Linked DNA regions of Mus musculus: regions 1 and 2 are each linked to region 3. A link is a loop called in an ENCODE intact Hi-C map of the cell type or tissue named here. Cell type or tissue: heart. All regions are shown on one strand.

What was found. A loop is a pair of places that touch in the nucleus more often than their neighbours do. Peaks named below come from ENCODE experiments on the same cell type or tissue, not always from the same donor. Only the 100,000 strongest peaks of a DNase experiment are listed, where the experiment ranks them.
Region 1: it touches region 3 in a loop (3-fold over the local background); 29 of 42 quality-filtered maps call a loop at or near these places.
Region 2: it touches region 3 in a loop (6-fold over the local background); 9 of 42 quality-filtered maps call a loop at or near these places.

Annotation. Positions count from the first base shown.
Region 1 is chr1:118,768,072-118,770,571 of GRCm38, forward strand. No RefSeq gene overlaps it. Among named protein-coding and RNA genes, the nearest start is that of Tfcp2l1, 140 kb to the left of the region's middle. In heart, a CTCF peak has its summit at 950; no DNase peak of the experiment used is centred here.
Region 2 is chr1:118,848,208-118,850,707 of GRCm38, forward strand. It overlaps Gli2 (GLI-Kruppel family member GLI2), which reads right to left. Exons shown (of 14, transcript NM_001081125.1): 9 at 176-310. Among named protein-coding and RNA genes, the nearest start is that of Mir6346, 100 kb to the right of the region's middle. In heart, a CTCF peak has its summit at 1,175 (motif pointing right); no DNase peak of the experiment used is centred here.
Region 3 is chr1:119,081,630-119,084,129 of GRCm38, forward strand. No RefSeq gene overlaps it. Among named protein-coding and RNA genes, the nearest start is that of Gli2, 29 kb to the left of the region's middle. In heart, CTCF peaks have their summits at 1,183 and 2,237 (motif pointing left); no DNase peak of the experiment used is centred here; H3K4me3 peaks cover 256 bases; H3K27ac peaks cover 299 bases.

The DNA.
Region 1 (2,500 bases), 310 kb before region 3:
ACCTTCGAGTTTAAATAGAGGGCCAGAGGTATGTATGGCTAAGCCTTGCAGGAGCTTGGTCCAGTCCCTCCCTGACCTCACCGTCCCTCCCTCACTGATGTGGCCCCGCCCTTCACTGATGTGGCCCCGCCCCTCACTGGTCTATTCCTGTCTCACTTCCACTCTCTCCTGTAAGGTGGTCTGACAAGTTATCAACATCCTGTGAGGTCTCTTCCTGGGACACAAGCTCCCCTCTGGCTAGCACCAGGATCCCTGTCTACTCTCTCAGTACTCCTGGGGAAATGCCAATCTCGTGGGATCCATTGTCTCAGTAGTCTGATAGCCAAAGGGAGGCGAGCAGATGTCTCTACAGAATAGCTTTATTTTTGCTAGAACTGTAACACTTGTTTCCTCAAGAGGGACTATATTTACAAGTGGCCCCTCAACAGCTGTCCCCTCTGGGACATCTCCTGGACAACTTTGTCTTCTGTCTTTATTTCTCCTTTATAAACACATGGATCTTTCTGTCCACCTCCCCAACCCCTGCCATCCCCTAAAGGAAGCCCTGAAGCCATTTGTCTCATTGCCTGAATCTGAATCTGGCTCCCCAGAGATCAGCACTACAATCCTAACCCAGTGCTCTTTGTAAACAGATACCAGGGGTTGGGAAGATGGCTTAGTCAGTATAATTCTTGTCTTGGAGGTGTGAGGACAAAACCGCCTCCTGTAGTGGGATATACTTATAATTCCAGCACTGTGGAGACAGACAGGTCCCTGGGCCTCACTAGCCAGCCACCCTAACCAACTTGGTAAGTTCCAGGCTAAAGAGACCTTGACTCAAAATACAAGGTGGATAACATTTGAAGAACAACGTCCCAGGTTGCTCTCCGGCCTATACACACAAGTATATACATATCCAGATACAAAAATGCAGTTGCACACACAAGCTCCTTTTTGGTTGCAGTAGGAGAGAAAGAACACTAAGGGGCGCTATTGGGCCACTTTCAGCTCCTTCCTCTTCAAACTTCCAATGCTCTGGACTGCCCCAGATCTTTTGAATCTCCAAGCACACCTGTATTGAAAAAAAACCCTACATCTATGTCTTCCTAGATGCTCACATCCCCAAATTCTGGGCCACACCTTCGGACTCCCCAGATGTTAGATCCCTAATTTCTCAAACCATCCCAGCCCCAGACCCTTACGCTCGAAGTCCTCAGACTGTCAGCTCCAGGTCCCTGTGACCTGCAGCTTTCCCTGCCCCTGTCAAGAGTTCATGCCCTCGCTGCTCTACCTCTGGACTCCTAGACTCCTAGATGCAGAAACCTTGCACACTGCAGTCTTCAGATCCTTCCAGAGTCCTCATAAGTGTCCTGGTAGGAACGACTCTATTCTAAAAGGACACGTGCTCCTCTGTCAGACTATTGAGATGATGCACCCCCCCCCCAAATTGAGAACTTCCCCAAGCACCTCATGTTGGGAGAAGATAATGGCTGAAGGCTGGTGCCAGCCAGAGGGGGAGCTTGTCTCCCAGAAAGAGATTTCACACAGTTCTGACAGCTTGACAGACTACCTTGCAAGAGAGATGTGAGCTCAGACAGGGATGGAGGGCAGGACCACACCTTGACCGGGACAGCTTAGTTATGCACCGCTCTTGCCCTCTGTTTAAACCTGAACCTCATGAGTGCCCTGAAGATGGAGTTAGTGGGAGAAGTGGATGTCTTTATTTGTTCCACTCCCCAGCGCAGCCCCAGTGAGTAGACCCTCTCTTCTCTGCAATTCGGCATCACTTGAGTGTTTAAGTGTCCTATGGAGGGCAGGTGGTTCTAACAACTCCAGTAACTTGTAGACCCCTCAGAGCAATCAGGCTTCTACAACCTCCCACAGACCCCTAGACTCTACACAGCTAGAGACCCTGGGCTCAACTTACCCCACTTCTACCAGCCCCCCAACTCTCCACGCCAACATCTGTGCCCTTCAGTCACACAGTATCCTCATCCGAGGCCCTGGGGGAGTTCTGTGCCAGGGATCTGGGTGTTGGTCACCCCATGAACTGGAAGATGGGTGCCTGCCTGTCTTTGGTGACAGCCATTACACTAAAGCTCTGGAACCCTGCCACCAACCGACCCACATTCTTCATAGAGGAGTAAACAAAAGCATTGTGGGAAAGAGGAATTATTCTGTTCCCTGGCATTTTAGTAGCAGAACCGCAGGCTGTCCACTGTAGGGCACTTACAGTAGTGCCTGGTATACAGTAAGTGCTCAACAAATGCTGGCTATCATTAGCATTACTGGAACCCACACACTCAAATCAGCAGTCTTGGCTACTACCCGGGCTGACCTTGCCCAAGGCCCAATTTGAGACTGTTCTATCTTCCTACTGTTTAGATTATGGGAGTTGGCCCAGGGTATCATAGTCAACACAGTTCACGATTAAAACCAGAACTAAGACAGGGGAAGGTGCCTCAGTTGGTAACGTGCTTGCCATCCAAGCATGAAGACCTGAGTTTGAGATCCAGGATCT
Region 2 (2,500 bases), 230 kb before region 3:
ACATATGTGTTTGGGGTAGGGTGAAGGGCCTCCAAGGCACCTGGTCACCATACCTCCCATTTTCTAGGGGTGGGGGTCCCCCTTCAACCCCTTTGAAGCACAGGCCTTGGAAGGCTCTAGGTCCATTGTGGTTGGGGCTCTGCATCCCTGGGTGGGAGCTGGGGACAGAGCTTACATGCACCAGCTGCTCCTGTGTGTCATACTCCTTGGTGCAGTCTGCCCAGTGGCAGTTGGTCTCGTAGATGACCACCTCGGCCTCCTGCTTACAGTCATCCCTGTCCAGGTCTTCCTTGAGATCGGCCAGCTGCTCCTAGGATAGGGAAGACCACAACCACATGAGCCATGCCTGGTAGCCTGGTCCTGAGGCTAGGCTGAGATGAAACTCAAGAGTTCATACCAAGGGCCCAAGGCTGCACACATGTGGACACACATGCACACATACAATATATGTACTTGTGCATACACACACACATATGTACACAGTGCATGCATACATCTGTACACATACAACATAGGCACACAGAGTCACACGCCACAGCCTCTTTCCTCAGCTCAGCATAAGGGAACCCCTTGTCACAGGCAACTGTCCTGGGCCCTTCCTGCTCTCTGGTCATCATGAAGAGATTCTAACCAGCACTGCCCCCACCCCCACCCCACCCCTCATTTGCAAGTGGAAGAAAGGAACGTGGGTTTGGTTTCTGTTGCAGGTAACTGAGGCCCACAATCACTGGCGATGTGGAGATGGAAACTCCATTAAGTGTGTGAGGTTCCTGCCTGGAGAACTGCCTCCCCCTCCAAGTCCTTTTCCTTCTAAATATTTTTTGTCATACTGTTTCTTCTTTCTCAAGTGCACTATGGGCACTCGGCTCACATCAGCACAGTGCCAGCATCTGCCAAGTGCTCTGCAGAGAAAACGCACACCCCTTAGACCCTTAGGCACCCTTCCCTGCCTCAGCCCTTCTTCACTCTTGTATCACAGCTAGGGAATCTGAAGCTCAAGGAGATGTGGCTTCTCCTCTCCATGGCCGATATGGGGACTGGAGTAGCTTAGATATGGACTTGTGTCTCCGTTCCTATTAAGGGACCCTCAACGGAGGGACTGTCTAGATTGGAATGGCCTGTGGGCCAGTTTGGGGGATTGTCTTGATTGTTAATTGATGCAGCAGGACCTGCGGGTGGCACCATGCCCCATAGAAAAGCTAGCTGAGCGTGAACCAGCAGGCAATGCCCTCCGTGGCTTCTGCCTTGAGTTCCTGTCTTGGCTTGCCTCAGGGATGGACCTAACTTGGACGTGTAAGGCAACAAACCCCTTTCTTTCCTACTTGCTGTTGGTCAGAGTGATGTCATGGAAATGGAGCACTCGTTTGACTACATTAGTGTTATGAGGCTATTTCAAAGATGAAACTTAGAGAAACAGCCTCATGTCACAGTGGACCTGTCTGGAATGGGGGTCATGACCAGGGATACATTCTCCAGGCTGGGAGGCAAGGTCCAGGGAGGGCCCATGAAGTCTAGTGAGATCAATCCAGTGTTTAACAGGTCTCCCAGGCATCCTGGGAGGCAAAGTAAGGCCAGAAGCAATGTTACAAAGACAGCTCCCCCCCCAACCCTCGCTTTTTTTTTTTTTTTAAGTTTTTTGAGACAGTTTCTCTGTATAACTGGGTATCACGCACCTCACTGTATACATCAGGCTGGGATTAAAGGCATATGCCACCTGGCCATGTTCAACTTATTTTTAAAAACAGCAGGAATGTATCCTGACTCTCCTGGGTTGTGGCTTTAGATCAAGAACATTTGCCTAACACACATAAGATACCAGGTTTAATCCCCTGTGCTGCAAAACAGGAAAATAGACACAAGGAAGAGCTTCAGGGAAACAAGGACAGTGCTGGCTAACAGGGACAGGCTCTTTGCCAGGTTAAGGACCGGAGTGTCCACTGGCATGGTCACTCGTGAACAGCAAGCTCATCTCAGAACGACAACATTTCCCATGGTGGGCCACAGACACAGGAACTCTCTGATATTGCTACAACCTTTTCCAAAAGGGACCCCGGGTTCACCATCAGGGACCCTCTGAACAAGCGCCCTGGCTGTGCAGAGAACAATGCTGCTACTATGTCGACGTAAGCAACCTCTGCACTGAGGTCAGTCGGAACACCTCACTTCCGGGTTTCCAGCAGCCAGCGGCTGTTGAGATGAGAATGTAGAGAGGTCTCCTAGTGCCCACAGTGCAACAGAAGAACATCTGGGATTATCTCCCCTACACATACACTGCAGGCCAGCTGGCCTAGCAGTGGGCTGCCCCAAGGCCAAGGCAAGGATCCTCCCAGTCTGCAATTTGAGGGCTTCAGCAGAAAGCACCATTACCTCTATCCTTTCTGCCAAAGGGAGGCAAGTGAACCACACATGGGACGACATGGACCCGACTCTGAGGGAAGGCCTTCTGCAGTGCCTGTGAGTGGACTGCCTCCCCGGGCTCCCATCCCTCACTTATCTGAGA
Region 3 (2,500 bases):
GCAGGAAAAGAGGGCATCAGATCCCTTTTATAGATGTCTGTGAGCCACCATGTGGGTCCTGGGATTTGAACTCAGGACCTCTGGTAGAACAGTCAGTGCTTATAGCTGTTGAGCCATCTCACCAGCCCCTTTTCTTTTGTTTTATGTATCTTCTAGATGTATGTTCCTGTGTCACAGAGGTCGGAAGAGGTCTTTAGATCCCCTGGGACTGGAGTTACAGACAATTGTGAGCCACCACGTGGGGCCTGGGAACTGAACCCAGGTTTACAGCAAGAACAAGTGTTCTTACCCACTGAGCCATCTCTCCAGTCCTTAAATTGTAAATTAAATTAATTACTATTGTGGCACGGGGACTGCAGGGTACAATATTCGTGTGGAGGTCAGAGGACAACCTAGTGGTGTTGGTTCTCCGCTTCCACCTTAACGTGGGCTACTGGAATCCACCTCAGGTCTCTAGACCTCTGCCCATCTCTGGTTCTGCCCCTCCCTTCCCTTTCCTTCCTCTCTCTTCCCTGCCCCCCTCCTTTTCTTTCCTAGACAAAGTATCAGAGGGCTCAGGCTGGCCTCAAACTCACATGTAACCAAGGGTAACTGTTGGTTCCTTCTCCCACCTCTGCCTCCAGAATGCCAGGGCCACAGATAGAAGCCAACTTAAGCTGAGCGCTTTCTCAGTGGCGGATTGGGCCAGCCCTTTCTGGTTTTATTCTTATTTTAAAAGTAATCATCCCAGTGTCCACGAGAAAGATTCCTACTGTCACCACCCAGCATCCCAGTAGTAAACAAAAGAACAAGGGTCAAAGAAACCAAGTTTCAAGGTGAGGCCTGCCAATTACAAACTCTGTGAAGAGGGCAGGTGGTGCTGGGGACTCCTCCTGGCAGCTACTGGCTGAGGCGTTGGCTGTTGTACAAGAAAGAGCACGCACAGTGGAGCTCACATTGCACTTCCCAGAAGCAGGAGGCAGTGAGAGGATGGGAAGAAGAAGGGTCTGGTAGACGGAAGGAAAGCCTTTCCTTATATCGCAAATTCTGGTTACGCAGTACCAGTGATATCTCCAGCTGGCCTTCATCTCTCCTGTCTGTCTGCCACCTGTGGTCTCTTGCTCTTTTCCTTATGCTACCACTAAAGAAGTCCCACACACGGTCAGGAAAAGCTGGTATTCTGACTCAGTGCTGCCACCCAGTGGCCCAGTGGAGGGCAGCACTTAGCCTCTGTGGAACCTGGGCTTTCTCCATCATCACAATACAACAACAACAACAACAACAACAACAACAACAACAACAACAAACCGGCTTTGTGGTGATGCTTGCCGTTGATCTCGGAACTCTGGATGCAGAAGCAGGCAGATCTCTGTGAATTCCAGCCCAGCCTGGGCTACATTGTGAGATCCTATCTCAAAATAAGTAACAATTGGACTGGAACTAGATATTCTGGATGCTACAAATGGAATAAACATAGTGTCTGCTTTTAAAACATATTATTATTATTATTATTATTATTATTATTATTATTATTATTAATTGTGTGTGTGAGAGAGACAGATAGACAGAGACAGACAGACAGAGACAGAGACTGAGACAGAGCGTACCATGGTGCATATGTGGAGGTCAGAGGACAGCTTTATGGAGTTGGTTTTCTTCTCTTACCTTTAGCTCTGGGGAAGGATTTCAGGTCCTGAAAGCTCTTTTGCTTGCTGAGCCACCTTCTTTCCACCTTGTCTTCCCTCCTCCCCCCACCCCCCTTTCATGAATGAGGACATAGAGTGGCTTCTATAGCCTGCTAGACCTGGAAATCTTGTCTCCACCCTTGCGGGGCCACCCACCTCAGAAGCTTCCATCAGGGTTTCCTGTGGCCCAGGCTGGCCTAGAAATCACTGTGTAGCAGAGGATGACCGTGAACCGCCCATCCTGCCTCTACCTCCCCAGAGCTAGTGTAACAGGTGTGTGCTACTGTGTCTGGTGGGACTGAACCCAGGGCTTCCTGCATACCAGGCAAGCTTTCTACCCTCTGAACTGTTTCCCCGCCCACCTAATGCGCTGCTTGGAGTACTGTGGATACCGCACGGATACCTCCTAGTTGCTTCTACAGAAAGGAGTCAGAATGCTTCATGGAACTCACCCCATGCAATTGCTTTGTTCTCTCTGTGTTTAGGGTCCAGACTCACTTGGAGGGATGGCGCCCGAGGACCACTGTGGAAGACGCTATTCTTGGTTTTCTTCTGCCCTCTGGTGGTGTAATTTGAAAAGACACTAGTGAAGGCCGACTGAAGTGGGTGTCCTCAAAGGGCTGGGGCAGGATTTCCAGGGTCCACAGGTATCAGAAGCCTCTCTATGGTCCCACCCTTCACCAGCCTCTTAGCTATTTCCGGAGCTCTCAGCAGGACCTTTTGTTTTTCAGGTCTTCTACAACTCTTCCAGAGGAACAGACCAGCCAGGGGCTGTGGGCACAGGAAGCTTTGGGCCTGTCCTTTCCCAGTGCGTCTTGTGTGGTCAGAGCCCAGGA